5 separate regions of the Homo sapiens genome follow, and all the other regions are linked to region 4. A link is a loop called in an ENCODE intact Hi-C map of the cell type or tissue named here. Cell type or tissue: PC-3. All regions are shown on one strand. Each heading gives the region's core, and the rest is flanking DNA. Links, peaks and the distances in the headings are about the cores only. Region 1 has its middle 96 kb from the start of LINC01913. Region 2 overlaps LOC105374506 (a long non-coding RNA gene). Region 3 has its middle 180 kb from the start of LINC01913. Region 4 overlaps LOC105374497 (a long non-coding RNA gene). Region 5 has its middle 540 kb from the start of LINC01794.

Region 1 (6,385 bases), core at 896-5,895, 830 kb after region 4:
CAGAGCCCAACCTCTTCAGCACCATGCTTAGTGGGATCTTCTCCACCCAGTGAACCATACATTTCTCAAAGTAAAGCCATTGAGCCACTTACTCAAGGGATCCCAAGGTATCTGTTTAAGAGATGTTCTCCCTCTCATCTATGCATAGCATTCCTAATTTGTTCCCTGCCCAAGAATTTAAAATATATATTTAAAAGAAAAATACAAAATGGAAAGAAGCTTATGGAAATAGAGATCAGACCCAAGGAACAGCAAGAGATGGGCTGGAGTAGCCCTTTCCCTCACTTTCCCTGTGTCATCTCTCCTAAGGAAGCACTGGTATGAGCATTTCCAGGGAAACAGATGGAAGAGGGAGGGAACAGAAGTGGGAAGTGGGTTCTTTCAGCCTAGAAGAGAAGCTGGTGGGGCATCTCCCAGGGAAGTTCCATCTAGGGAGAAAAGGTGGCTCCACAGAGGTGTCCTGATTCCAGATCCCAGAGAAAGGACTTGGAATGAGCAGAGTCAAAGCAAAGTTGCACCAGTGTTTAAAAGGCAAGGAAGACTTTATTCAAGACTATTGCAAGAAGGAGAACGATGACCTCAACTGCTGAAACAAAAGGCAGGAGAGGTGTTGAGTACTGGGGTGAATTCATGCAAATGTATGGGAGGGGCTTGAAGCAGGTTAGTGATGAGATTAATCTGAGTTTGTTAACTGACACTTATCATAGTTAGTCTCCTATGTTCCCACCAAGACTGGGAGATGGGGCACTATCTTTCTTGATGACTATATAGCAAAGGGATGGTATCATCAGTCCCAGAAAAAGACATCTGGATTGAGCAAATAAGTAATTAGAAGCAAATTACTGGCTTATAAAACTGGCAGCAGGGACAAGAGTTACATCTCAAAGGAGCAGAGAAAGAATTTACATTAAGTTTTCTAAAGTAAGTCCTCTAAGAAAATGCAAATCTGGGGCCTAGAATCCTCAGGAAAAAGGTTGTTTATAACAAACTGAGAGGACCTTAAACCCACCTTGGTTGGCAGGCTCCTGTTCAGTGACTAGGGTCCTCTGGATGTTTTGCAGGCTAGCCCTGAAGCCCAGATCTGCAGCAACTTTCCCTCTGTGCCCACTGAAGCAGTTCAAAGTTGATTTTTTCCTTTTGTTGTAAAATTAGCCCCTGTTTTTGGAATGTGATTTTTTCCCCCTTTAGCTTTGGCTTTCTTCCCTCTCCTTTGGCATCTAAACTTTTAGGTTTTGAAAATCATTTCATTTAAAGAGACAGAATGGAATAGTGAAGCTTTCATAATCAGTTCTCTGTACTGCACCAACTTAGCTGACTTTGCATTTTTTAAACGCTGCTTGGCTTCCTGCAGAGGCAAGATAGCAACCATTTAAACAAGGCTGTTGCTAGTGGGCTTTTTTCTACTTAATTCCAGGCAGCTTTCACCTGGATGGTTTAGGTATCGTTCTACTCGGAGACAAGACTCTCCAATGGGTGACCCTCAGCTACAAAGATGCTGCAACAGTGTCAACAGCAATTCATGCAGAAAGGAGAAGAAATTCTACTTAAAGCAATACTAGGAGCACAGTTCACAGCCTTGACAATAGACAGTGCCTGTGTCTACCTCTGGAAAAGAAAGTCATTCATCTAAGCATCTTCAAGGGAGACTTCGTCAAAGCTTATTAAATTCCTTTCTGCTGGGATAGAAAGTTCTGAAACTGTCCCCAAGAAAATTTTATAAAATCAATGGATAAAATACAAAATAAAATTCAACTAGGCTTGTAACACAACCCACAGTTATCATGAAGCCAGTATGCACTTCGGCCCACCTGTGGCTTGTCACTGCTTACTACCCCGGGATGTGTAGCCCTTGTCACAAGACTGTTCTCTTTCTGTTCTACAGATGAAACCTAAGACGTTGTGAGATAATAAGCTTTCCACTGAGTTTCTCCATTAGGCTCTGCATACCCACAAAACTACCCATGCCAGCTGATCCGAAGGGCCCAGCAAAAAGCCAGCTCGTTAAAAAAAATAATAATAATGATTTCACCCTCCTTACTCTGACCAATCGATGACCTCAAATTTTCCAGACTCTCACCCTCCATGATCCCCTTAAAAACTCCTGCCCAGCACTTTGCAAGGCCAAGCAGGCAGATCAGTTGAGGTCAGGAGTTCAAGACCAGTCTGGTCAACGTGGTGAACCTTCATCTCTACTAAAAATACAAAAATTAGCCAGGCATTGTGGCACACACCTGTAGTCCCAGCTACTCAGGAGGCTGAGGCAGGAGAATTGCTTGGACCTGGCAGGTGAAGGTTGCAGTGAGCTGAGATTGCGTCACTGCACTCCAGTCTGAGCAACAGAGCAAGACTCCAAAAAAAAAAAAAAAAAAAAACCTCTTGCCCAGAATCCTTTGACAAAATGGATTTGAGGCTGCAGCAATCTGTGGCGAGTCAGCCAGGAACCACATGCCTTCTGGGCATTTGCCTACATCTCTGGGCCCCCTTGCCTTTAGGGCAGACCCAGAGACAGCCCAGGCAGCCACTTGTTTCTCCTGAACTAAGAGCTATCCCCAGGGGCTGCCCTATTGGCAGGGTGGTGTCGACCTTCAACGCAGAACCTTGCCTGCAGCAGAAAAACAGTTTCTGGTCTCTGGAGACATCTCTGGTGAGCTTTCTGTGTGCAACCAGCACCCCCTTTTCTTCTCCTGATTTGTAGGCCTCTTTGGAGGTCTCATTGACCATCTTACCAGTACAAAAACTGAAAACTAAGGAATATATGTTTATACAGGATTTAAGGGCCATTAACCAAACCCTCAAAGACATCCATCTGGCAGTCCCCAATCCTCACACACTACTCACAACTCTCATCAGTGAGTTTTGCTGGTTTTCAGTCTTAACACCTAAAAAGGTGCCTTCTTGTATATTCCTCGAGTCCAGAATCCCAAGAACTATTTGCCTGTAAATAATAAGACCTTGACACACAAGCTAAACAGTATTGCTACACAATACTTCCCCGAGGCTTTAAAAACTCACCAATCATTTTGAGAAAAATACTTGTTAAAGACCTTCAAGAAGTCAATTTAAAAATGAGATTTTGTTACAGTGTGTTGAGGACATATTAGTAAACAACAGAAACTCTGACCAGAATACTACAGCTGACTAGATGCAGATGTAAGGTATCCAAGAAAAGACCCAGATCTCAAAACCCTTCAGTTAGGTATCTTAGACTTAAACTTTCTCAGGCACAGAAAAAAATCTACTTCAAGATGGAGAAAAGCTCTTTTCATTGTGGCCAGACCCACAACACGGTGACATGGTGACACTGTGAGGGTTTTTAAGTATGACTGGATTTTGCCCATATTTAGATTCCCAATTTTGGCCTTACAGCAAAACTTCTCTATAAAACCACCCCCTGCCACCAAAAAAAAGATACTGAACCCCTGGAGTAGACTGGAAAATGTCAAAAGATCTTTCTAACCATTAAAAATATATATATTAACAACTCCAGCGTTGAGAGTCCCTAACCTAAGAAAACTGTTTGACTTGTTCATACACAAGACACAAGAAATGAGTTTAGGGATGTTAATGACTTAAAAAATATCAAGAGCCCTGTAGCCTACTTTTCAAAACAACTAGACATTGTCACAAGGGATTGACCTTCTTGCCTCCGAGCCATTGCCACCATTTGTCATCTTCTCCAAGGAGACAGTAAAGTCCACACTGGGTCAACCTACCCCAGTACACACCACACGACCTGTACCCCCTTTGTTAGAACAGAAGGTGGGGCCACTGGTTTACTTCTAAACGGTTAGACATCTGTCAGGCCATCCTCCTGAAAAATCCCAATGTTACTTTAAAAATTATCTTCACTCCAAACCCCACTACCTTACCTCCCCAAACCATGGCTGAACCTATACATGATTACTTAAAAATTATTAAGCAAGTTGTATATTTCTCCTTCAGATCCTCCTTACCTGAAAATGCAGGGTGGTTTTTACCAACACTGTGGGGCACCCCTGCCATCTAGTGGTAACACTAAAAATGACAATCATACTTTTCTAACCGGAATTCGGCACATGTGTTTGATATTCAGTCTTAGGAAAAGATTCAATTTTCATTTAGTAGTGATAAGTAATTAAGTCAATTTCATGAAAGCCACTTGACCTGTGGCAAGTTTGTTTCAAATTTTTCCCCAACCCAACCAACACCATTCAAGATTATTGACATTTTTCACTCTCTTAGGTTCATAGACTCACTTTCTGGTATCATTGCCAGAAAGAACATTAGGCACTCATGGAATTTTCCCTCCTCATTTTATAGAAAAGGAAATCTGTCTTTGGACTGAGGCCACTTTTTTTCATCAACAATACCGTTCTACTTTCTAGAAATGTCCTACCAAGAGGCTCTGAAGCTAGCATCCAGATCTACATTAAGAGACAAGTCAAACCAAGCAACATTTGAGATCAGAATCTTCGAAAGTCATCTTTGGCATGGTTTAATAGTGCAATGCCATTAAACTTCCCCATATAACTGGTAAAGTGTAAACTGAGTCCACTCCTGCCATAAGAAACTCCTTGCTTTAAGATTTCAAATACCGCTCACCAGATCCATCCTGTATCTGTGGGTGTTCTTACAAGCTGCATTACAGATTGACAGGCCATGCCTGACACCAGTCAGCCATCAGTCATCTGAAGTTGGACATCACAGTCAGTTGAAGTTCTGAATTAACAACTGTTGAATCTGAGTGATGGGTACATGCAGGTTCATTGCTCTACTCAACCTACTTTTGTGTATATATCAAACTCTCTCTAGTAAAAATTTTAAAAGAAAAAAAGAGGGGGCCTTTGCCACCAAGAAAAGGAAAAAGATGAATTTCCCCCAGCCCCAACAATCAATACTAATCAGAGGTACTGATTGTTTCAAACTCAGGCTACACATTAACATCTTTTAAAATATATCAATCAGAGGTGCAGTAGCTCATACCTGTAATCCCAATACTTTGGGAGGCCAAGGAGAGAGGATCTCTTGAGGTCAGGAGTTTGAGACTAGCCTAAACAACATAGCGAGACCCTGTCTCTGCAGAAAATTAAAAAGTTAGCTGGATGTGGTGGCTCCCACCTGTAGTCCCAGCTACTCAGGAGGCTGAGGCAGGAGGATCCTGGAGCCCAGGTGTTTGAGGCTGCAGTGAGCTGTGATTGCACCACTGCACTCCAGCCTGGGCAACACAGTGAGATTCTGTTTCAAAAAATAAGTAAATAAATAAAATTTAAAAATTGTAACCATCAATCCCAATCATAGGCCCTGCTCTAGACTGATCAAATCTGAATTTGTAGGAATTGAGCCCAAACACAGGATTTTTAAAGGTCTCTAAGGGATTCTAATATGGAGCCATGGTTGACAACCACAGATAAATATAATCTTAACTCCTTGTTGCTTTTCATGCCCTGTTTGGATGTTTTAACAGTTAGAAATGTGGCAAGAAACAGAACTCACCCTGTATGGGACTAACCATAGAAATGTAGACAGGATAAAAGAATGAACAGGCACCCAACAGGAAGCCATTAATTTCCCTAGAGATGAAGGGCTCAGCGATAGTAGCATTACCAGAGTGTAGTGAGGGCAGAAGTTGTGAAAAAACCCTAGTCCTGGATGTGACAAGGGGCCAAAGCAGAGAGGCAGCAGTGACAAGTGCCCTGACCTCCCTCTCCTCCACCACCCAGGCTGCCAGGGAAGCCTGGAGTGACACACTCTCTGGGAGTAGACCCTCCAGGACAGCACAGAGCAGGGTAGAAACTGGCCGAGTGTACACAAGGGGCGGTGTCACACAGTATGCAAGGGGCAGTGTCCCACAGGCTTAACAAAGAGTTGGTGCAAGTGTCAACAATTCCAACCATTTCCTGCTGCCCGCCTGGCCTGGCCTAATGCCTACCTTCGCCACCTCCTCCTTGCCCGCTGGTGATTGGAGAAACCACTGAGTCACTTGCTAGGACCCACCAATGAGGAAGCACTCAGAGGCTGATCTCAGAGATGGCCTTTCCGTTCTGCAGAAACTATGCATCAATCACAATGAATTTAAGTCAGCAGTCTAGAGGAAATGTAGAATCACATGTCATTTCACCAGCAGAGGATCAGCCTCTGATTTCCCTTTTCTGGACATTCTTTTAAAAAATAAATAAATAAATAAATAACAGGTTGGGCAGTATTGTTTTCAAAGCATGTATCTATAAATGCTGTATGAAATCTCATTATTTGATCTGGAACAGTCGAGGGACATCATCTAGCCTATCCCACTCATTTTACAATAAACATACTAAGACCAGAGAGATGGAGTGACTTGCCTACAGTAACCCATCTGCTGAGGAGCACAGTCCAAATGTTCTGACTCCCAGCCCAGAGCTTTCCTCCC
Region 2 (6,385 bases), core at 927-5,926, 450 kb after region 4:
AACAAAGGTCAAGTTGTGTAATGTTTTAACACAAATGTAATTTTGTTTTATTAAATGTAAGTTAGCTGATAATTGAACTAAGAATATTGTTCTCACAGATAAAACAAGATAAATAACAGGGATATTCATAATTGAAAAACTCACATAATATAGTCAAGAAATGTATAAAATACTGACCCCAAACAATATTTCCAACTTTAACTCAATAACTAACGATAAATTATCTGATATTTTGTCAGCAAAATTAATATTGCTGAGATTACACTTTAAAATTCTATGTTCTCTGTTATACTTTTCTTAATAAAAGAAACAATGAACACACAGATATACATCTATTACTATATTCATGTGGCCAGTTTCTTGAGCTGTCTAAACTATGCAGTGTAAACATGAAATCCTTTTTTAATTTTTAATTTTTGTGGGTACATAGTAGGTGTATGTATTTATGGGGTATATGAAATGTTTTGATACAGGCATGTAATGCATAATAATCATGTCATGGAAAAGGTCCTAGGTCTCTATGATCAGTGGTTAGCAAATCAATCCAGGTTTTGTGCCCTTCCCTTTAGGGTAGCAAGTTCGCCCAAGTCCCAGGTGGGTCTGAAGATCCTATCTGAAAGCCAGGGACTGGAGTCAAAAGCCTTATAAATTTACCGGTATTCTATTCTGCTGCAACTAAGCTGGCACTCAAACCAAAATACAAAGTCCTTTCAGCCCTCTATAGTTGTTTTCATCAACTATAATCTCTTTTGGTCAAGTACCCAAATCTTTAGTCAATTTTTCAAATTGGTTTGTTTCGTTTTTATTATTGAATTTTGAAAGTTCTGTATTGTTCTGAATGTAAGTTCTCTATCAGATATGTAATTTTTAAACATTTTTTTCCAAATCTGTGGCTTGCCTTTTCGTTCTGTTAAAAGTATATTTCAAGGAGCAGATGTTCTTAACTCTGATGAAACCCAGTTTATCAAATTTTTCTTTTTTGGTTTATGCATTTGGTGGTGTATCTAAGGAATTTTTTTTCTAACTGAACATATTTCCTGTGCTTTTCTGTTTGCCATTTTATGTTTGTAATTTAGGTTTATGGTTCATTTTGAGTTAATTTTTATATATAGTATGACATGTAGATTGAAATGCTTTTGGAGGGATTTTGTTACTGTTTTTGTTGTGTTATTTGGTTAGGTTTGGATTTTTCTGCAGACAGTACACAATTATTTCACAATTTCTTGAAAATGTCATCCTTTTTCCATTGAATTACGTTGGAATCTCTGTAGAAAGATTAGACCATGTATGGCCGAGTCTATTTCTGAATTCTCAGTTCTTTGCTGTTGACCTATTTTTCTGTCTTGACACTAATATCACGCCATCTTGATTGGTGTAGTTTATAATAAGTCTCCGAGTCAGGTAGTGCAAGTCCTCCAATTTTGCTCTTTTTTCAAAGTTATTTGGGTGATTCTAAGTATTTGCATTTCCATTTGCATTTTAGAATGAGATTGCTAAGTTTTGCTGGAATTTTTATTGGGATTACATTCAATCTACTGATGAATTTGAGGGAAATCAACACATTAACAATATTAATTCTTTCAACCCATGGACAAGTCATATGTCTCCCTTATTTAGTCTTTAATTTTTCTCATTTGAAATAAGCATTTCATCATTTTCATGCAGTTGTAGCTTTTAATTTTATTTCTGATCATTTTTTGCTATTGGATAGAAATACAATTGAATTTTGTATATTAATCTCATATCTTGCAACTTTGCTAAATTCACTAGTTCTAGTAGCTTTTGAATATATTCTATAGTATTTTCTATGTAGACTATTATGTCATCTGCAAATAAAGACACTTTTATTTCTTATTAATATGAAAAAGAGATAGGATATACTATTATACATGTTAGATTAGACATAGGGATTTTCCCTCCGAAATCCCATTAAAATGAGAATTAAGAAGTAAAATATGCATGACCCACAAGAACAAGGAAGCCACTAGAAGTGACAGTCAATAAAAAAATCAGCCAACTAAGAGAAGATGGGAATGTGATGTGATGTAAGGCCTTACATTAATATTATATGCTGTCTTGGCATCTGGTAAAATCAAGAGGACCTCAAATGGCCTAACTGCAAGTCCCTGTTTCCACGCTGCTTCCTCAGGTAAGGTCCTGTAGTCAAACTATTCTCTTTATCATGGCAACCAGGCAGAATGCCTGCTTATCTCTGAGTAGTGGGGCTTCAGTTTGCTACCAGCCCTCAGAGAATTATTCAAATAAGACAAAAGTGAACCATTGGTCACTGCACTCTCTTGTTATGAGAAAGTCTAACTCCCAATCCATTGCCTGTTCACTCTATTCCCAAGTGCAACCCCTGTGTGGTCCAGTGTGACTCAGTGTCAACAACCCTGGGCTACGCATATACAACAAGTAAACTGCTATAGAGCTCATCTGTCTGGTATTGGATGGCATGTATTCAGCCATCTCCACAATCTTAGGATAGGAAACTCTTTCTCACCAATGGGGTGAAGAGAAGGTGTCTCAAACAAGGAAGCAGATGGAGGCATTATCAAGACCTATGTCCAAGTATGAGCTACAACAGGCTCATACTGGAGGTGCTGATCACTGCAGACACTGAGGAAAGGTGTGGAACTGAAAAGAGAGGGATTTATTGAATGTTTACATAAAGAGAATTTAGAATACTAAGTCTCCTCCACATCCAAATGATTATCCATCCTCTACCCTTGCAGTAAATTGGAGGATCATTCTCAGGATATGGAGAACCTGAGTTCCAGACATAGGCACATCAGGCACAATAAAGAGGAAGGAAGACATAGACCTGCCTTAGGGAGAAAGGGAAACTGCCGAAAACTGTACCTCCCACCACTGACTCCAAGAATTTTCACAGTCAAGCGTATGCTGCCCCTAGGAGGAGACTGGAGGATTTTCCTTGAAAAAACTGAAAGGCTGGTTAATTTTATGTGACCATTTTGTCTAGGCCACAATACCAGATATTTGATTAAATATTATTCCAGATATTTTCGTAAAAGTTTTCTTTAGATTAGATTAACACTTAAGTCAGTAGACCTCGAGTAAAGCAGACTTCTCTCCATAATATGCATGGGCATCATCTAATCAGCTAATGGCCTAAATAAAAAATTACTGACCTCTTTTAATGAAAAGAGAATTCTACCAGCAGACAGCCTTTAGATTCAAACTGCAGTATCACCTCTTCCCTGGGTCTCTAGCCTACTGGTTTACCCTGCAGATTTTGAACTTGCCAGATGTCACAATTACGTGAACCCATTTCCTAAATCTCAATCTCAATCTCTCTCTCTCTCTCTCTCTGCCTCAAACACACAGACACACATGCACACACACAGCCTAGTGGTTCGATTTCTATGGAGAATCCTGAATAATACAATTACAAAAGCTACCATTTGGACATCACCCCAAAAAATGGCCAGGTGGGCAAAATGACAAGGTCCCTACTTCATCACTGCATAGCAATAATTCTCAGTTGCAGCGATGCGGTCCTATAGAAAACATTTGGCAATATCTGGAGACATTCTTGGTTGTCATAACTGGGAGGGGTGCTACTGGCATCTAGTGGATAGAGGCCAGGAATGCTGTGAAACTTCCAATAATGCAGAGTATAGACAACAAACTATTATTCAGCCCAAGATGTTAATATTGCTGAAAATATTGACTGTCAATATTAATACAATTTCTCAATCTTGAGAAACTAAGATTGAGATACCCTGATCTATAGTGAAACCCACTATTTAGCAAATTAGTGCTTCTCTCTTGATTATGAATAAACCACCAAGGGCATTAGACACTTAAGAAGTTTTCAACATTGAAGATATTTAAACCAACAAAAATAGCACAAAAACCAAAATAAAATTTCAACACAGATGCTGTTAATATGCTAAGGGAGAATAACGTTAAGACATTGTGTTTAATAAGAATATGTTCTATTGAAAAGAGGATATTAGAACATTTCAGAAAATGACAAAGAATTTTTAAAACTGCACATAAAAGATTGGAAAGATGGAGGACTGAGGTAAGGAGTTAAGGCAGATTATTTATAAAGCTGTAAAGACATCTCAACAGAAAACCTAAACAATAGAAGTCTGTAAAAATGATTTCAAATTCAGAAAAAAACATTCTGTTCAATTGAGAATTAAATCCAGGCAACCATCAACTGGTTTAAGATTAGGATAAAAGTATTTTCAGATCAGTAAAGTTCTATGTGTCCTTTCTCAGAAAGCTACTGAAGGATGTGCTTCATCAGCTCAGGAGACAGAGGCAAAAAAAAAACAAAAAAAACATGTAGGATCAATGTGCAGAGGCTAGCAGGCAAGCAGACCAGATTGACGTGGGAAGATGGGGTGCTCCAGAAGGAATGTTTTCACAAAAAATTGAACTAATTGATTATTTACATGGCCATTTAAAAAATAATATTCTGTTGGAGAGACTGGGAAGAATTACTGATAAGCAAATAAAGGAAGATGAAATCAAGTATAAAAAGACAGTATTAAATCCAGGAAAAACAGAAAATTATTTAAGATACAAAGATTAGGCCGGGCGCGGTGGCTCACGCCTGTAATCCCAGCACTTTGGGAGGCCGAGGCAGGTGAATCGCAAGGTCAGCAGATAGAGACCATCCTGACTAACATGGTGAAACCCCGTCTCTACTAAAAATACAAAAAATTAGCCTGGCGTGATGGCTGGCGCTTGTAGTCCCAGCTACTCGGGAGGCTGAGGCAGGAGAATGGCATGAACCCTGGAGGCGGAGCTTGCAGTGAGCCGAGATCGTGCCACTGCACTCCAGCCTGGGCAACAGAGCGAGATTCCATCTCAAAAAAAAAAAAAAACAACCACAATAAAAAGATATAAATATTAGCATAGTACATTACTTGGCTCAGGACTGAATAAAACTGCTATTATCCTTTGTTATGTAATAAATCACTAAAACCTAATATGAACAAATACTATAAGTAAAAATATTGAAAACAATGGAATAAATGAGTGTATTGTGGTGGGATAAAATAATAGAACCAAATGCTCCAAATTAGGAACTAAATAATAGATCTCTATCTTTTCTCTCTCTCTCCCTCTCTCTTTCCCTTTCACCTGCCATGTGTTGATGCAGCAAGAATGCCCTCCTAAGATGCCAGAACCTTGATATTGAACTTTCCAGCCTCCAGAACTGGGTGACAATACATTCCTATTCATTATAAATTACCCAGTCTTGGATACTCTGCTATAGCAGCACGAAACAGACTAAAGGAGTATACACAATAAAAGTCTCACAAAACTTCAAATAACACAAAGAGGCAAGACAACTGAGTCAACCCAAAACATGTAAGTACCCTGAATATAAAAGAACAGAACCGTTAGAAGTCAATATCATATTCTCATTGCAGAGAGCAACTTTATTTTCACAAAATAAATCTAGCACATTATCTAGTATGTTTTTGTTTTTGTTTTGAGACGGAGTCTCGCTGTTTTGACAGGCTGGAGTGCAGTGGCGCGATCTCAGCTCACTGCGACCTCCGCCTCCAGGGTCCAAGTGATTCTCCTGCCTCAGCCTCCCAAGTAGCTGGGACTACAGATGTGCGCCACCATGCCCAGTTGCTTTTTTTGTATTTTTAGTAGACAGGGGGTTTCACCATGTTGGCCAGGATGGTCTCGATCTCCTGACCTCATGATGCGCTGCCTCCCGCAGTACTGGGATTACAGGCGTGAGCCACTGCGCCAGGCCTAGCTAGTGTTTCTAAACTAGATGTTATTGGTTTGTAATGCTGTTAATACTTAATTTATAAGTATTAATTAATTTGGTTTTAAGTGGCATAAAAACCATAAACATAAGAAACATACCTAGTTTTATCTTTGTGCTTTTATAATGTTATAAAAAATTTAAATTAACATTGGAATTTCATAAGTTTTTTCTTAAAATCTGTATATTATTTCAGTTAGAGAATTACTGTCCTATAATTATTGCCTTAACAAAGGGCAATTCCTTCCCACTGAATACAACATATTATTTCTACTCCTGTTATTTTACAATTGTAATCACTGCTTTTTATATTTAAAGATAGCAGGGTAAAAGAAGCATGGTTAAAGACAGATCTGGATGTGATTTTTGTAATTATGCCACTGTACACAAAGTGCTAGCCTGCACCTAGCACTTTGCTATAATTATGGACATAATTATATCTTCCTCAAATATTTGTGAAGATTAAAACATCAAGCTCAAAGCAGGAGCTGGACAAATAGGTTGTGGTTCACAAAAGATAGAGCCATTAACCTTATATATAGTTACACATGAAAAGTATACTATGAAATCTATTTTGAAGATGAAAAGTTGATAATCCTTTGGTTGACATGAAAA
Region 3 (6,385 bases), core at 839-5,838, 740 kb after region 4:
CAGGGGCTCTCCTGCCATCACACTTGAATCAAAACCAACCCTCGACCAAGGCCTCCAACACCTGCCTGATCTGACCCTTCACATCCTCCCGACTTGCTCCCTGTGCTCCAGCCACACTGACCGGCCTGCAGCAACTTGAACCCTGAGCTCTTTCTCACTTCATGGGCACCAGCCCCTGCTGTAGGGAAATGCCGTCTTCCACTCCGATCCTCTGCAGAACACCCCCTGGTCAGTCTCCTGGCTTGGCTCAAGGCTACCTCCTCTGGGGACCCTTATCCAATTCCCCAAACAAAATCATGGCCCTTTTATTCTTGCTTATGTAACCTGTTCTTTCCCTTCACAGTATTAATCACAATCTGTAATTATTCTTTATGTGTTTAGGTATTTGTACGTTTTTTACTTAATGACCTTCTTTCTCTCTAGACTGTAAATTCCATGACAGGGCCTTTGCTCCAAGCAGGGAGCCCAGATCCCTTCACAAATATCCATGAAGGAGAAGCTTCCATGCAGACCTCCTGAAGGCCTCTTTTCCCTCTACCTACAAGTCAGCTAGGCCTGCTGGCCTCCTTCTGTACCCAGCAATATGATACACTGTTTTGTAGCATTTTATTTATATGGCCAAATCTCTCCAGGAATGTGAGCTTTTTCCCAACACCCCCCCGCCAAGATGGAGTCTTGCTCTGTCACCAAGGCTGGAGTGCAGTGGTGTGATCTTGGCTCACTGCAACCTCCACCTCCTGGGTTCAAGCAATTCTCCTGCTTTGGCCTCCCAAGTAGCTGTGATTACAGGCACCCACCCTACACTTGGCTAATTTTTGTATTTTTAGTAGAGATGGGGTTTCACCATGTTGGCCCGGCTGGTCTTGAACTCCTGACCTTGTGATCCACCTGCCTTGGCCTCCCAAAGTGCTGGGATTACAGGCGTCAGCCACCGCACCCAGCTGAATGTGAGCTTTTTGACACTAGAGTGATTCTTCTGTGTGTTGCCAGCATAGCAAGACCTATTCCCCCAACTCATGTCCAGCATAAGAAATAGCTAGTAAAGGTAAAGTGCTCCTAAACTTACAGAGAAAAACATTAACAGCCCTGCCTTCAGATAGCATCGTGGCTAAAACTTCACTCTAATTTCAGAGTGGAAAAGATAATAAGGAAGGGATAGAGTGAATGCAGGTATACCAAATGGAAGGTCCCTGTAAAAATCCAGAAGAAATTCAGTTAACACAGACAAAAGAGTGCTGATACAGATAATAATAAAATATGAGACAGATTTGAGAGACGTTTTGGAGAAAAAACTGACAATATTTGGGCAAAACACAGAGAGAAATGAGATGTCAAGCGTGGCTCCTCAGGACCTGGCTTGTAAACTTGGAGGATGGTGGAACCACCCACGGAGATCAGGCACCATGCAGGTCTTCATGAGGCACCGTGCAGGTCTTCAGGAGGCGGCGTGCAGGTCTTCACGGGGCGGCGTGCAGGTCTTCACGGGGCACCGTGCAGGTCTTCACGGGGCAGCGTGCAGGTCTTCACGGGGCACCGTGCAGGTCTTCACGAGGCAGCGTGCAGGTCTTCACGGGGCAGCGTGCAGGTCTTCACGGGGTACCGTGCAGGTCTTCACGAGGCAGCGTGCAGGTCTTCACGGGGCACCGTGCAGGTCTTCACGGGGCGGCGTGCAGGTCTTCACGGGGCGGCGTCCAGGTCTTCACGGGGCACCGTGCAGATCTTCACGGGGCAGCTTGCAGGTCTTCACGGGGCAGCGTGCAGGTCTTCACGAGGCACCGTGCAGGTCTTCACGAGGCAGCGTGCAGGTCTTTGAGAGGCACCGTGCAGGTCTTCATGGGGCAGCATGGAATCAATCACAAGGTGGGGGTGCCATCTAAATAACCATGTGTGTGAATGATGAAGGGAAGGGACTCTTGGGGATCTTCTCTTGGAAAAGTCATTTCACCTATCTATCTCCCATTGTTCTGAGGCAGACAAGGGGAACAGCTGATCATTCAAAAGTCATCTCTATTTGGCTATGAAAAGCAGTGATTTGAGAACAATGTATACTTAAGCTGTTCTTTCTATCCCAAACACTCCTCTGTCTCTCTCCCTTCTCTGCAGCCTGAGACCAGCATGGAGATAAGGAATAAGGTTCTAAACTAGATGATCCACTGAAGCAAAGAGTTAAATGTACTTTCAAAGGAACATAAGGACAAAACCAGATTCTCCTTGGTGTACAAAGAATCCAGGTGAATTGTCATGGGAACAGTAAATGGATGTTAGATTATTTCTAGCTACCTTTGGTTGAGTACTTGCTGTGTGCCTGGCATTTCATGTACATTGTCTATCACCTTCACACAGAACCTACAGGGATGGGAAGAAAGATTCCAAGAGAGTAACTTACCCGAGGCTGCCCAGCTAGTGAGTGATAGAGCAGGGATTTGGACTCAAGTCTGCATGACTCTGAAGCTAATCTTTTTTTAACCCTAGTGAATTTCTAGGTATTGAGTGAGCAGTACTTCAGCATTGACCCCCATATGCAAAACAAGCATTTCCAGGTGGTTAAACTTATTTAAGGTGAGGCCCTCGGGCACACTATAGAACAAAGCTAATTGGGCTCAGCAGAGATCAAAACCACGACCTTGTCCTTATTTTATCTTTCTGCCACTGGCGTGCTTAAGGCAGACAAACACTTGCCATCAAACGGCTATAAAGCGTTTTATTTCCCTTCATATTGTGTAGGTTGCTCATTTATTCAAAGAACTCAGCCTTTCAAAATAAGCCACTGGCAAGAAGAGAGAAAAGGGATGTTCCTATAAATTATCCAGTGGAAAAGCTTTTACGGCATTCGACCAGGACTTGAAATGTGGGAGGTAGGACGCTGGAAATCTACCTTGAAGATGTGCAGAACCAGCGGCAGGTCCTGGTCCCCAGGAATGGGGGGTCGGCGCGGGGAAGGGGGGAACGGTCTCTGTTTGTCTTGCTGCGTGCTCACACTGCCACCTGCTGGCATAGCCCACATCTCCGCTTCCCCAGCTCCTGTCCACCTGGAGACCCTGAGAGATTGCCCACATTTTAGCATCTCCTTTCCTCCTTGGAAGGTGTCATACTCAAGAGAAATTTTTATTTCTAGCCAAACACTCTTTTTAGCCTGACAGCAAACGGCTAGTGGGAATCCATGTGCAAGGGAACTCTGTGTGAGGAAAACAGAGAGGGAGGGGAGCGAGGAGGAGTCTATGAGCTGGTGGCTGGGAAAATCTGCTGCACCGGTGAATCCAGTTGTCATTGTCAGGACCTTCAAGGCTTTTTGGCCATGACTCTAAGAACAAAACCTCCCCAAATCCCTTTTAAATACAGTGGGGTCCATTCCTCCCTACATATTTTCTTTTCCTACAAGCACAGCGAGCGTATCTAAGGGCGGGGAGGGCTTCCAGCTTGAGCACATAGCGCCATTATTTGACGAGAGCACAGGAAGCAGCCTTCATTTTAAAAGAATTTCAGTCTTTAACTTTCATTCACTCACAGCATGAAAATAAATCACTGTGCTTGAGCATTTTAAAAATTAAAGGCTTAGATATTACATGTTACTCAAAGGCTCCTATCTTCAAATACCTATTTCCATTAGCTATTACGGTTTTTAACTTTTCTTTTTCATTATCTTGTATTCGCTTCATGAGGCATTATGTAGATGCAGCAGACTGAAATGATTTTCTCTCATTCCAAACTAAAGATGATGATGAACTCCATTCCTCTGGGGTAAGTTTGGAATAAAAAGATGGGTTACAGAATACTGGAGGTAAAAGTCAGGGATCGATCTGGTGACTTGACTCTCATATATATAAGGTTCAACAACTCAATAATAAATAAATTTAAATCATTCCCTGATTCTACTTTCCAAAGGAAGACACTGAATGATTCACTGAAAGATTCTCACTTGCCCAAATCTCCAGTTTCTTAGTAAGGGAAGGTAACATGGAATTTCTTAACCTTTGTCTAGTTTTCAGATTGTCTACATCATTCACTGCATCGACCTCCTGTCTTCTGCTTTCTCATGCAGAATTGAAACATATATACCTCATCCCCAGGAGGTCTCGTTTACTTCCGTGACTTCAAGCACACCTGAGGGCCAATGATGCCCAGGTCTGCATCCTCAGTTCTGAACACTCACCCGAGGTCTAGACCCACCTCTCTAGCTGCACACTAAATATTTTCTCCCTGAATGTCCCATAAGCACCGGAAGCTCATTGTGTCTAATCTCAAGTCTTGGCCACCCTGGCCCCAACTTCCAAACATGCTCTTCTCTCATATAATGGCCCCAGTTAATGGGAAGACTATTCACACAATTGTGTAAATCCAAACCCCAAATGTCACCTGACACCCCAATGCTTCCTGTATGATATTGATCACGAAGTTCTCTCAGGTCTACTACCTTTGTCTCCAGCTATACTGACACTTCAGCCCTTTCCAAATGGACTGCTGAAATAGTATTGCAACTATCTACTTTTCCCCATATTCAATGATCTCTTTTTCATCCTTCACATGCAAAAATGTAAAACGGATCATATCCTTGACAGCAAAATTCTGTATGCTAAATTGGACTTCATCAAAATTTAAAACTTCTGCCCTGCAAAAGACCCTGTTAAGAGAATGAAAAGATAAACCATAGACTGGGAGAAAGTATTCACAAATCACACATCTGACAGAGGGCTTGTATCTAGAATATATAAATAACTCTCAATGCTTACAATTATAAAAACAAACAATCCAACCTAAAAACGGCCAAAGGACATTCACAGGCATTGCAGAGAAGAAGATACACAGATGGCAAAGAAGCACATGAAAAGGTGTTTAACACCATTTGCCATCAGAAAAATGCAAATTAAGACTACCATGAGATATAACTACACCTATCAGAATGACTAAAATTAAGAAAAAATTGGTAACATCAAGTTCAGGAGAGGATGTAGAGAAACCGAATCACAGGTGAGAATGTAAAATGGTAGAACCACTCTGGAAAATAGTTTGGCATTTTCTTTTAAAACTAAAAATAGACTTACCATACAACCCAGCAATTGAACTCTTGAGCATACGTCCCAGAGTAATGAAAATGCATTTTCACAAAGAAATTTGCACATGGATGTCATAACTTTATTTGTAATAGCCAAAAACTACCCAAATGCCCTTCAATATGTGACTGGTTAAACTGTAGAGCATCCGTGCCATGAAATACAACTCAGCAATAAAAAGGAATGAACTCTTGATCCACACAACAACCTGGATGAGCCTCAAGGAAGTTATGCTAAGTGGAAAATGCCACTGTCAAAGAATATATACTGCATGATTCCATTTATGTAACATTTTTGAAATGACCTAATTATAGAGGTAAAGAACCATTAGTGGTTGACAGGGGTTAAGGATGGGGCAGGAAATGGGTGTAGCTATAAGAGGGTAACACAAGCGAGTCTTGTGGTGACGAAAGAGTTACATAACCTGATTATGATAGTGGTTATATGATACTACACATATAAGAAAATTGCATGGAGTCCAGGCACAGTGGCTCACGCCTGTAATCCCAGCACTTTGAGAGGTCATGTTAGGAGGATGGCTTGAGGCCAGGAGTTCAAGACCAGCCTGGGCAACATAGCAAGACCCTATCTCTACAAAAAAATTATATAAAAAAGAAAAAGAGAATTGCACGAAGCTGCACACACACATACACATGATATAAATGAGTGCATATATTTACCTGCCAGATCTAAATAAGCCCTATGGATTATATCAAAGTTAATTTCCTGTTTTTTACATACTACAGTTATGCAACATGTTCACATTAAGAAAGGTTGGGTAAAGAGTGCATGACACCTCCTTGTGCATTTCCTTACATCTTCCTGTAAATGTGTAATTATTTTTAAATAAAGTTCTTAACTGATCATGCCACTCCTTTCTTGCAGTTATTTTTAGCTCTCATTATTCATAGAATAAAACACATTCATCTACTCATAACATAAAGTGTCCTCCATTCTGGTTAATAGTCTTTATCGACTATGCTAAAATGTCCACCATTTTTTAGACAATGTTGGCCTTTACTTCTAGGATTATAGAAAATATATCCATGCAACCTGAAATTTCTCAAATTTGCCAGAGTTGGACATTCTAAGCATATTCAACAGTCATTTAGTAAATCATTGCCTGTCGAAGCCAGATTAATCTATCAAATAGTTATCCTTTCTGGATACCATAGTTTTTATACAATTTCTCTAAAAGGAAAGGAAAGATGAGGTACTGTGGTAGGGGCAATAGCTGAGTAAGAGCTGTGATAGCACACAAAGCAAAAGAAAGGGTAAAAGGAGTCCACAGATGTAGAAAATCCCCCTTTGCTGATGAATTTGCTCATTTTATAAGC
Region 4 (6,385 bases), core at 826-5,825:
CCCAACCCAGATCCTGTAGATTTTCCATAAAAGGTATGCTCTCAATCTAAAGTACAAAAATATATTAGGGATGAAGCTGACTTGATAGTGCACAATGAGAGAGAATATACAAGCAAAAAAACAAACAAAAGCCCACAAACAACATTTAGGCTCTTAAAAATGTAATAATAAAATAATTAAATACTGGTTATGAAATAAATATGTTTGAGTAAATAAATGAGATGGAAATGAATAAACAAAAAAGTAAAATATATACTTTCTTTAAAAAAAAAATTAAGACCAAGAAAAGTTTGAGAAAAGAATCTGTATTAGTCAGGGTTCTCCAGAAAAGAGAATCAATAAAATGGTTGTGCATGTGTACATTTGTGTACATATATTCTCTCTATATATAAGTCTGTGTGTGTGTATGAGCTACAGAATGCATGTGTATGTGTACATAGCTATAGATGTACATAGATATAAATATTACATCTATCTATATCAATATACCTATTTCTATATATATCTAGATCTCTCTGCTAAAAGTATCAATCTTTCTATTGAGAGAGAGAAAGTTTACTATAAGATATTGTTTTGCACAATTGTGGGGCCTGGCAAGTCTGAAATTTGCAGGGCAGCCTGGCAGGCTGGAGACCCAGGGAAGAGTCAATGTTGCAGTTTGAGTGAGAAAACAGTCTGGAAGCTTCCTTGGGGGACTAGTTTTTTATTGTTGTTGTTCTTAAAACCTTCAACTGATAGGATGAGGCCCACACACATTATGGAAAGTAACCCGTTGTACTCAAAGTCTACTAATTTGAGTGTCAATTACTTTTCAAAAATAGCTGCACAGCAATATCAAGGCTGGTGTCTGACCAAAGACTGGTACCATGGCCTATCCAACCTGGCACGTAAAATTAACTATTGCGAAACCTAACAGCTTTTAGAAATCAAAAAGAGTCATAGATATTTCAAAAATTAGAAATAAACTAATTATGACCAAGTTGAAAATAAGGGGTTACAAAGAGATATACTAGAAAAAAATCAATCAAAAATGAAGTTGATATAATAAAATGTATTAAGGCAAAAGGAAGAGGCAGTATAAAGGAGGTTCATTATATGATAATAACATGAATACTCAACGGGAGGACTTTAAAATCTGTACTTGAATACTTACAATAAAGCAGTTTCATAATATATGAAGCACATATTAACACAACTAAACAGATTTAAAATCCACAGTAAGAGAGAAAAAATATTCTCAAATATTCATTCAAGAAGCAGATAAAAGTTTGTACGGACACATAAGACTTGAACGAAACAATAAGATTGACCTACTAAAGATGATAGCAACTTGTTTTCACTAAGAAAAGTTTGAAGTAAACATGACTACTTGATCTATCTAATTGACTCACGTCCTACAGGTTGGTGATACCTTTTTTTGAAGGAAGTCTGTGAGGCCTGTCCATCGAGTAGTGATACGCACTGGGTTTCTCAGAGCAATTCTCTCAGTTATAAAAATATTAAAAGCAGCTAGGGCCAATGGCTCATGCCTGTAATCCCAGCACTTTGGGAGGTCGAGACAGGAGGATAGTTTGAGTCTTTGAGTTTGAGACCAGCCTTGGCAATACGACAAAACTCTCTCTCTGAAAAAAAAAAAAAAAAAAAATACAAAAAACTAGCCGGGCATGGTGGCACACACCTGTGATCCCAGCTACTCCAGAGGCTGAGCTAGGAGGATTGCTTGAGCCAGGGAGGTTGAGGCTGCAGTAAGCTGTGACTGTGCCACTACAGTCCAACTTGAGTGACAGAGTGAGATTCTATTTCAAAGAAAAAAATTAAAAAGAGTTGGGTAGGTGTTCTAAAATTTACTGGAAGAGCTCATTTATTATGCAACTCTCAACAAAGACTCTCAGTGTTGTCAATGTTGAAGTCTCCATCTCATGTTTTATTGAGCTTCGACCCAGTCCACATTTCTATGAACTTTGTGGATGAGTATTTCAACTTTGGCTACAAGACTTGTAAATCATCATTTTCCTTTCTAAAACTCACGTGCTTCCTCTACTGTGGGTATAGGAAAGGAGTATTACAATTGTCAGAAGTCTGTGGTGCTGCACATAAAAACTTTTTTAAAGAAGTTTTCTTAACACGGGCTACAAGAACATGAAGCTCTAGAAAAATCACCTTGACTGGTAAACCACAGGCAAGTTTATTGTGCCCATGTGGGGCAATGGAAGCTGACACAGGGTTCTGGATTTAACTAGCAAGTTTTTCTTTATTTGCCTTCTTTCCTATTTAAATTTAATTGCTTCTTAGTTATTTCCTTGAAAAATCTGACTTTCCTCTTTAATTTCCTTTTTTATTTTTTAGAGATAGGGTCTTGCTTTGTCACCTATGCAGGAAACCAGTGGCATGATTATGGCTCACTATAGCCTTCAACTCCTAGACTTCCCTCTTTTAAATCTGGAATTTCATAGAATATTTCAGACATAACTACTGACATTTTAAAGACTGATTTAATTGGTTATGGGTTATTATCACCAATGAGAGAATTGCAGAGAGCTGCAGAGAGAGTTGGGTCGAGTAAGAAGGATAAAAAAGATGATTCATGTACTGTAAATAGCTGTGAAGAATGTGACCAGAAGGCATAGTAGAAGGGTTGAAGCATTGTTTTTCAACATATTTTTGGCTTTAATAATTAGGTCTTTTGAGTAGAAAATTACTGGGGAGGAAAGTCAGATTTTAGAGGCTAAGGACAAAGTCAGTGGAGATAAAACGGTAACAGCTAGTAGAGATCACTTATGTATGAACCCACTCTGCTAAGTTGAAAACAAAGGATTAAAGGGAAAGAACAGAGAGAGAAAAATGTTGAGATAAGGGACAGAGACAAAGGACATATAAGTGGTACATGTAACAGCATTGAAAGAGGAGGTAGACTCAACTTTTGAGACTGAAAGATGAATGAAAGATGAAAGAAGGTTATGGGAATAAGAAGAATGGATGAATTTTTTCTCCAAAATGGAAATGCAGTCTTTTGCTTTATTCAATTATATATTTGACAACTTTGATAAAAATTGATTTTGATCTAGTAAATCTCAATATATTAAAAGAGACTTAAGTTTTGTGTTGCCAAAGTGTCAATTAAGTCATCTGAGAATTGATTCTTCAGTTTGAATCTTAAGTACTGTGAATCTTGAGTAACCAGCAAGGGGAGCTCTAATTATGGGCATATTTCTACTTAAGTCTCTGACTGAGTGAGGTCTGACTGTACATGTGTGGGACAGGTAGCAAACAACCTTTCTAAAGGAGAAAAAAAATTCAAAATAAGATTTCACATGTGGAGTCCAGTAAAATTAATTGCATGCTAATACCAAAAAAAAAAAAGCAGCACTTTGGAATAATATAAACTAATTCAAAGTCTCTATGGTACTACATTAGCAAAATGCAGGATACAAAAATAAAAATTATTTGACATATATAAAACAGGAGAAGGTAACGCATTTTCAGGGTGAAATGCAATCAACAAAGGCCAACTATGAGATGACCCAGATGTTGGAATGATCAAAAAAGGCTTTAGATTTTAAATAGTTAGTCTAAACCCTTTCAGGGTGGTAAGAGCTAACATACACATCATAAATAAAAAGATCAGAAATGTCAATAGAGAACTAGAATCTATTAACAATAGCTACATAAAAAAATCTAGAAATAAAATCATACAATATGTGTTATTTAAAATTCACTGAATGGTTTACTAGAAGAATATAGATGACAGACTCGATAAACATAGTTTACAAAATGAAAAATAAATTTCCAATCTTAAAAAAACAGAAAATTTGTTTTAATGTATAGGATGTTAAGGACTTGTTGGACAATATGTAAATGCCAAATATATGTGTAAATGGAGGCCCTGAAGAAGAGAAGATAGTAAATGGACCAGAAAAACTATTTGAGGAAGTAATGACTGAAACAATTCACAATTAGGTGAATGATATAAATTTAGAAGTTCTTGATGTTCAATGAGCCCCAGAAAGTATAAATATGGAGAAAAATACAACTAGGGGCCAGGTGGCTCACACTTATAATCTAAGCACTTTGGGAAACCAAGATGGGAGCATTATTTGATCCCACGAGCTTGAGACCAACCTGGGCAACATAGCGAGATCCTGTCTCAACAACAGCAAAATGTTTTTAAATTAGCCAGGTGTGGTGACACGCAACTGTAGTCCCAGCTACTCAGAAGGCTGAGGTGGGAGGATTGCTTGAGTCTAGGAGGTAGAGGCTTCAGTAAGCTGGGTTATCACAATGAACTCTAGCCAGGGTAACAGAGAAAGACCTTGTCTTAAAAAAAAAGAAAAAAAAGAAAAGAAAAGAAAGAAAGAAAAAAAATACAATTAGGTACTTTATAGTCAAACAGCTGAAATTCACAGTAGCTTAAAATCAAGGAAGAGAGCTATGCAAACATGGTTTTAATAATATGCGATGCATTAGCTATGCAGATGTGCTATGGAAGCTCTAAGTTTTCATTTTTTATTAAAAACTGAAGGGTTCTGGCAAGGTTCTAGAAATTATGCTCTAGCTAACTCGACATTTAGCAAGAGAAAATGAGATAGAAAGTTGTTTGTTTTTCAGGCCAAATGAGTAATAAATGCATAAATATTTGAAACAAGAACTGTAATCAGTTCACGTTGCCTTGTATTAGTCTGTTCTCATACTCTATAAAGAAATACCTGAGACTTGGTAATTTATAAAGAAAAGAGCTTTGGCCGGGCGCAGTGGCTCATGCCTGTAATCCCAGCACTTTGGGAGGCCAAGGCAGGTGGATCACAAGGTCAAGAGATCGAGACCATCCTGACCAACATGGTGAAACCCCATCTCTACTAAAAACAAAAAAAATTAGCCAGGCGTGGTAGTGGAGGCCTGTAGTCCCAGCTACTCAGGAGGCTGAGGCAGAAGAATCACTTGAACCCTGGGACGGAGGTTGCAGTGAGCTGAGATTGCGCCACTCCAGCCTGACCAGAGAGCGAGACTCCATCTAAAAAAAAAAAAAAAAAAAAGCTTTAACTGGCTCTCAGTTCCGCAGGCTGTACAGGAAGCACGGTTGGGAAGCCTCAGGAAACTGAATCATGGAGGAAGGGGAAGCTGACACATCTTACGTGACCAGAGCAAGAGGAAGAGAGAGAAGGGGGAGGTGCTACATGCTTCTAAACAACCGGATCTCAAGAGAAGTCACTCACTATCACAAGAACAGCAAGGGGGAAATTCGTCCCCATGATCCAATCACCTTCCCCCAAACCCCTCCTCCAACATTGGGGATTACAATTCGACATGAGATTTGGGCAGCAACACAGATCCAAACCGTATCATTCCTCTTGCAGGTTGAATGGAGCGTGTTGAGATAGAACACTGGGAAGATAGCTAGAGATTACTAGTACTCGATTTCCATTTTTAGCTCAGTTCAAGCATTTTATTAATATATGGTTCTCATATTTCACATACTGGTCAATATATTGAAGTCTTTAGAGCACATAAGCCTCCAGGGAAAAAAAAGAAACCCAAGAAGTATGAGATGTGATTCCTGCCTTAAGAGGAAACACTGTGAAGAGAGTTATATCGCAGCACTATTTAAATAACAATGTATGGCTTTTTTGACACTTTATTTAGATTCAATATTACACCCATGTCCTAGGAGTTCTTTTTTAGGCTAAGCCATCATGGATTGGCAAAGAAAGACTGCTATAATTAAATAAAATCTTTCACCACTTTTGCAGCACTAGAATGTGAGATTCACTTACAGATGAAGTTTTTGAGACTTAAAGAAAAGCTATTCTGCAGTCGTTTTGAATGGTTATTCAAACTCAGTTGTATTATTAATTTATAATATGAATATTACCATTTCAAGATAATTTTTCTCGAAGAATAATTTATTTTGTAATAGATTATGTTACAAAATGTGAAACAATAAGCCCATATGCTTTTTAAGATCGTCAGGTAACCATTGTAATTTTTGTAATCTTTTTAATAAATTTTTAAATTTTTGCAACTTTTTCTGTAGAATTGTATCTTCCTGACACATCTAAACCACTCTTGAACTCACATTTAATTTAGTTTCATATTGAAATATGTTGTCCCTGGAGAACATAGAAAGGCAAAAGTTAGTTAATTCAATATCTCCCTGGCATTTTAGATGCCCTTACCTCTAATTTGTAACTATCAATTATTAAAACTAATACAAAATTCTCATAAAAATGGTGAGAAATGAGCATTGCCTACATAATCCATTTTCACAGCTCTTTTAATACTATCTCACAGGAAAGATTATATTTCTTTGGAATTCCCATTCCCTTTTCCAAAAGTGGATAAACTAATAATTTGTTAAGTCTTACACAAACTAAAATAAATAACTCATTTC
Region 5 (6,385 bases), core at 734-5,733, 330 kb after region 4:
TCAAACTGGAACTCTACTATTGGCTTTTCTGGGTTCCCACCTTTCTATTGCAGTTCTTGGGACTTATTAGCCTCCATAATTGTGTGAGCCAATTCTTCATAATAAATCTTTTTCTATATACACACAAGTCCTATTAGTTCGATATCTCTGGAGACCCCTGACTAATACAGATTGTGGAATCAATAGTAGTTCTAGAAGAACAGAATATTAAGGTTGGGTTTTCTGAATTGATTGTGGGGTTTCTAGAATTGTCTCTGTAATCTGATTAAATTTAAAGACACTAATAATTCTATTCCCAGTAGTAAAGAGAGCACTGATACCTCATCTGGCAAGAGATATCCCTAATGTCACTATTGAACACTCAACAATGACAAATTATGAATCAATTACTTATAAGAAGCAAGGATGTGGGTGACTGTGTAGCATCTGATAATTCGAAACGTTAATGAGATGGACTGGTTGGTCATAATGTCACTGGACAAAGTGAGCAAAGAAAAGCATACGGTCAGGGATTCAAATTTTTAGCTCAGGTGTTGGATAAATTACCTGAAAGCTGCCAAGTACGCCCTGAAAGAGAGAGACCTTATCGCCTCAGTAGAGAGTAGAATGGTGGTTCCCAGAGGCTGGGGGTAGGGGGAGTAGATGGGGAAAGGGAGATGTTCGTCAAAGGGTACAAAGTTTCACTTGGAGAGGAGGAGTAAGTTCTGGTTATCCACTGCACAGCATGGTGACTATCATTAATAGTAATGTATATTTTTTAAATGGCTAAAGAGAGGATTGTATTCATTCCATATTAAACCTAGGAATATGTTGTTGAGGATTTTCTGAGGGATACGTTCATGAGGTATATTGATCTCTAGTTTTCTTATGCTAGTCTGATTTTATTTAATAATATTGGCTTGTAAAATTTGTTGGGAAATATTTGCCTTTTATATTTTCTGGAATATTTCATGTAGACTTGGTATTTTTTCTTTCTTAAATGTTTAGGGTAATAACGTGTAACAAAAACATGCATATATATTCCCTTAAACTAAAATAAAAGTTGAAATTATTTTAAAAATAGGTCAGAAGAGAAGGGTATAAATGCGTATCACTGTGGTTGGTAATTGTGTGTACTCAGTCTTATAGCTGTGGTTATAGAAGTGTTAGGGATTTTAGACTTTAGGAATTTAGACATTAGCAATTTTGATCTATAGGGATTTCAACATTCAAGATTATGGCATTTGGGATTGTGTGTTTTGGGATTATGATCCAAAACCGGATGGCCCTCTCCTGCCTGCCCCAGGAATGTGAAATTATCCAGCCTTTCTGGACATTTCAGCAAAATACAGCAAGGGAATTGAAAATGCTCAATCTTTGACAAAGTATTTTTAGTTCTGGGACTTTATGTTAAGAATGTTCCAACATAAGGGCCGGGTGCAGTGGCTCACGCCTGTAATCCTGGCACTCTGGGAGGTCGAGGCGGGCAGATCACCTGAGGTTTGGAGTTCGAGATCAGCCTGATTAACATGGAGAAACTCCGTCTCTACTAAAAATATATATATATACAAAATTAGCCGGCCGTGGTGGTGCATGCCTGTAATCCCAGCTACTTGGGAGGCTGAGGCAGGAGAATCACTTGAACCCAGGAGGCGGAGGTTGCAGTGAGTTGAGATCTTGCCATTGCACTCTAGCCTGGGCAACAAGAGCGAAACTCCACCCCAAAAGAAAGAAAGAATATTCCAAAGTATACAAAGAGACTTATGTATACAGATACTTAATTTAGGATTATTTATCATAGGAAAAAAGTTATACACTATAACTTTTATGTTCTGTAAAATGAAAGAACACTTACACAAATCATGACTCTAAGGTAACTTCAGTGTTGTGTACAGAACTTCAGGAACATATTCAATTAAAGTTGTTGCACGTGAACCTCAGCTTCCTCTACTGTACATTGGGGATCAGGTGGGGGCCAAGTGAAATTACTGAAGTGCAGGCCCAGCGTGCAGGGCACAGGTGGGCACCAGTGGAGGGGCATTGCATGGCCCCATGCTCCCCACCAAAACTGTGCAGAATGATTCAGAAGGAAACATTTCCAACAGTTAATAAAGACCAACAGCCTCCAGTCTTAAGTAAATAAATAAATATATATAATAAATATATATATATGTATATAGTAATTAAACAGTGAAGCTAGAGTTAATTTGGATAAAAAAAGACTTTAACTAAAATTTAATTTATTTAATTGATTAGGATTATTTGAGTTCACCATTTCTTATTGACTGAGGTTTGAAAGTTATGTCTCTTAAGGAATATGTTCATTCATTTAATTTTGTGGGCCTAAAGTTTTTAATACATTTTATCCTTATTCTTTTAATGTGTGTGGGTCTTCATTTAGATTATTTCTATCATTCCTGATATTGCTAATATGGTTCCCTCCTCCATCTTTTTTAGTGGAGATAGAGGTTTATCTTTGTTTAAATCTTTGACAAACAACTTTTGGTATTACTTTTTTTTCCTATAGTTTTAGATCTATGGTATAATGTATTTTATTATTTTGGAGAGTTGTAAATCACTATTCTTTTAAAATATTTTTTTTCTCTGTTCTTTCTTCTCCTTCTGAGATTCCAAACACATTTATTTTAAAACATTTGATATTATCCCATAGCTCTTAGATGCTCTAATCTGGGTTCTTTGCTACTGTTTTTTTTTTTAAGGTTTCATTAGAACATTTCTATTGAACTTCTTTCAAATTCAATACTTTTTTGTCAGCTAAATTGAGTCTACTGATGAGCACACCAAAGTATTATTTATTTCTATTGTCTTGATTTCCTTTTTCTAGTGTTGGGGTTCCAAATATGATACCCTCAAATGCAGTCGACAGAAGCAGCCTGAGAAGCAAAAGGTTTTCTCTGAGCTTCTCCCGCCCTCTTGTGTCCTTCATTGTCCCCTATGCTGGCCCTTCATTCTCCCCTATGCTTCCCATAGAAACTAGAATCCCATAGCAGGTCATAGAAGCCAGAACTCCTTTTCTCCAAAGTAAGCCATAACACCTAAAAATATTACTCTAACTTTCCCCCTGCCTTTCTGTGTAAAAACTGGCCATTAAGAAATTATCTGGCCTAAGTGGTTTAACTGTAGGTCATAAGATCCCCATTCCAGAAAGGGTCCTGTTCCATACTCAGAAGGAAGGAATGCTGCTCGGAGAGACCAGGAGAATCTATGCAGACAGGACTTGCTGGGACCCCACTCATTCTATTAGCATTAGATCATAGCCTTTTTGACCAATCATATTTCTACACGGCTGTCTATACTTTGTTGAACCTAAGCATAAAAATGCAGTTTCCCTTATATCTTTGGCTCTTCATTTTGAAGGCTTGTGTGTCACACAAAACTATGATCAAATAAATTTGTATGCCTCTTCTCCTATTAATATGCTTCTTCTCAGTGATTTTCAGCAAACCTTCAGAGGGCAAAGGAGAAATTTTCCCTTGGCCTCTACATCGATTTCATTTTATTTTTTCTTATACATTCTACCTTTCTGCTCAAATTCCTCATATAATCATGTACATTTGTACATCATCCTTTTTACTACATTCTTATTTCCTGAGAGTTTTAATGGCTGGATCATATTTGATTCTGATTCTGTTGATATATTGGTCACTGGACAAAGGGGTTTTTTCCCTTGCTTTTTCAGGTGTTTTATTATTTTTTGGTTAACAAGCAGCATTTTAGGATAGAATAAACTGAAGTAAATAGGACATATGACTAGAAATAGGTGAGCTTTCTCTTCTACTACATCTTCATTGCAGGAGTTTGAATCTGTCTATTCAAGAGTTGAACTATGTTTGGGTTTTGTCATTTCTATGATTATCCTTAATAAGCCAAATCTTAAAATTCCTGTAATTTTCCATCATGCTGACTGCAGGGATTCTGTTCTATAACAAGGTTTTTTTCTTTGAATTTGTGCCTTAGAGTCAGTTGGTCTCTCTCTCTCTCTCTCTCTCCCCCTCCCTGCCACCCAGAGGTATATCACTGTATTTAATACATAAAACTTGCATCCTGCTGGTTGTGAGTGGGGGTTATTTTTTGTTGTCCTGGTGCAGCCTTGGATTCTGGCACACCTGTGTCCCTGAGTTTCAGGGATGTTCCTTCTCCTGCTCGTCATGATAACCAAACTATGCCTTTTGTGTTTTGCAGAGCTTGTGCTAGATAGGTATTACTGCCCCTGCTTCATTGGTAGAAATCTTGAATGGCTAGACCATTAGATTTTTTTCTACCTCTCCCAAAGACTGGAAGATATTGCCTTTCATTTTCTTTTTCCCCTGCTGTAATGAGTCTTCATTTGTAAACTGAGGGATTTAGATAGGCTTGTCTGTCCTTTGCTGGGCAGCTTCCTTTTTTTTCTTTTTTCAGAGGAGGAAGAGTTGTTTCATTTTCCCCATAAAGAAGATAGGGACCCTGGGGTGGCTGGTTCTCCTCATCAAGGTCTCGCCACTAAGGTGTACCTTCTGCATTCTCCCACCCTGTCTCCAATCTTTTGAGCACATGGTGAGGTCTGTGGAGCAGAGCCTTCCCCGCAAGTGGATGCAAACTTCCTTTGTGTGTGTGTATCGCAAGGGTTCTATAGTTTATTATAGCCCACATTTAGCTTTAGAAATTAATTTAAAATGCTAGCTGAAATACTCTTAATTACTTCTCTGTCAGATTGATCTTCCTCCCATGCTCTGCTTCAAGCCAGTGTTGATTTCTCTACTTCTTCTTGGAGGTGATTATTTTTCTTTAAATTTCTGGAGATATTTTTGCTCTAAAACCTCTTTATTAGATTCAAGATAGGCTACACATTTGTAGAACATGTAACTTTTGTTATTATCATTGTTATAATGACAGCAAAGCTCTTTCCAACTTTCTGTTTCCAAAACAGAGCCAGGAGTCAATTGATTTGTTTTTAATGTCCAAAAAATGACACTTAACATTTAGAAACTAGAGAATTTTCTTTTATATAAAGATACGCTAAGTGTATGCTCTGTTCTTCTAGTGAAGCATTAGAAAAAAAGACACATTTAAAACCAGTTTCCAATGGCTTCTAGAAAATACATGAACTCAAAGTTAATGCCATGTTAGTCAAGTAATCCTATAATGGGAAGTAATGCACATGTTAATTAATTAGCTTGATTTAGCCATTTCACAATGTATACAAATATCAAATCATCATGTGGTACATCATAAATATGTATAATTTTTGTCATTTTTTAATTAAAAATCTAAAAATTAAATAACTGTATAAACATGTAAAAAAGTATTTTTTTTCTAACAAAAAACTCATTAATTTGTTTGTGGTATTTTAAGTTCAAATCCTAATTCAGCTAATAACATATTAGCACTTTTATTCTTTCAGTTATTCCAGAATTTCTAGAGACAAGGCAATTTAATGGTGGTAATTTATGCTATTAGACCTAGTTAAATTAAATAATTAGCACATTGTTTACACAAACAATTAGCAATTCTGAGTGCTCCAAAACCTTCAAGCATCACTGTCACTTGATCCATATGGTATAATATCCTTGAGGGTATGGGAGGTAGATAAGGATGCCAAATGGAGTGCTTAGGAGACTGCAGTAGGTGAAATTCAGTGCATTAATTCTATACTTCTGGATAAGGCCATCCTCTCCACAGCAGAGAATTATTATTCATTAGAAATATGATATCTACTGTGCCTTTGAGCCCTGGGAAAGATTGAGTGTGTCTAAACTGTTACAGTAGGTAACTATGAATTTTAGCTACCTATTAGGACATGTATGATTAAATCTACCAAATTTTATGACAAGCAAGGGCAGCACCAGTCTTTTGAGGGAAGTGATATGTATCACCCAAGTTTTTGCTGTAATAATGCTACATAACAAGTAACAAGAAAATCTCAGTACCTTACAAGAGCAAACATCTATTTTTCTTGACCATGGGTTTTTTAGTTGGCAAAAATAACTCCAGGCTGCCAGTTAGATTTAGTTCTGCTTGACATGTCACTCATTTTGAGACCAGTAACTATCCATGACTTGCTTCTCTCACGATAAATAGCAGAAGTTCAAGGGGAAGGAGGGACAAATGGAAACACACAATGCCTCTTAAACCTTCAGCTCATAATTGACACAATGTCACTTCTGCCTCTATTCCACCTCTGCTTCTGCCAAAGCAACTCATAGGGCTAAGTCCAAAGATATAGGATAAAGAAGCATATACTGCTGTGGGGTGCTAGAAGCAGAGCTTATGAAGAATTGAGAGAGGAAAAAAGAAATGTAGATGAATAAATACCTCATGATACATGTAAGACTGGGCTAAACAAGATACAAAAGACATGACTACATTTCATGAAGTGGTTCAGTCTCCCAGGTCAAATCCTTTGAAT

Evidence for each region. Hi-C counts contacts between places; a loop is a spot of excess contacts. Peaks named below come from ENCODE experiments on the same cell type or tissue, not always from the same donor. Only the 100,000 strongest peaks of a DNase experiment are listed, where the experiment ranks them.
Region 1: a loop joins it to region 4, with 4 times the contacts of the local background. A loop is called at or near these places in 3 of 110 quality-filtered maps.
Region 2: a loop joins it to region 4, with 11 times the contacts of the local background. A loop is called at or near these places in 3 of 110 quality-filtered maps.
Region 3: a loop joins it to region 4, with 7 times the contacts of the local background. A loop is called at or near these places in 2 of 110 quality-filtered maps.
Region 5: it touches region 4 in a loop (5-fold over the local background); 3 of 110 quality-filtered maps call a loop at or near these places.

Annotation. Positions count from the first base shown.
Region 1 is chr2:41,778,762-41,785,146 of GRCh38, forward strand. No RefSeq gene overlaps it. Among named protein-coding and RNA genes, the nearest start is that of LINC01913, 96 kb to the right of the region's middle. In PC-3, for the core only: a CTCF peak has its summit at 4,003 (motif pointing left); a DNase peak (open chromatin) is centred at 3,990; H3K27me3 peaks cover 744 bases.
Region 2 is chr2:41,406,636-41,413,020 of GRCh38, forward strand. LOC105374506 (a long non-coding RNA gene) reads right to left here. Exons shown (of 4, transcript XR_939997.3): 4 at 5,894-6,385. Among named protein-coding and RNA genes, the nearest start is that of LINC01913, 470 kb to the right of the region's middle. In PC-3, for the core only: a CTCF peak has its summit at 3,614 (motif pointing left); no DNase peak of the experiment used is centred there.
Region 3 is chr2:41,696,010-41,702,394 of GRCh38, forward strand. No RefSeq gene overlaps it. Among named protein-coding and RNA genes, the nearest start is that of LINC01913, 180 kb to the right of the region's middle. In PC-3, for the core only: CTCF peaks have their summits at 2,991 (motif pointing left) and 3,206; no DNase peak of the experiment used is centred there; H3K27me3 peaks cover 1,954 bases.
Region 4 is chr2:40,952,647-40,959,031 of GRCh38, forward strand. All of the region lies in intron 1 of LOC105374497 (a long non-coding RNA gene), which reads right to left. Among named protein-coding and RNA genes, the nearest start is that of LINC01794, 210 kb to the left of the region's middle. In PC-3, for the core only: a CTCF peak has its summit at 3,155; a DNase peak (open chromatin) is centred at 5,125; H3K27ac peaks cover 2,481 bases.
Region 5 is chr2:41,280,358-41,286,742 of GRCh38, forward strand. No RefSeq gene overlaps it. Among named protein-coding and RNA genes, the nearest start is that of LINC01794, 540 kb to the left of the region's middle. In PC-3, for the core only: a CTCF peak has its summit at 2,926 (motif pointing left); no DNase peak of the experiment used is centred there.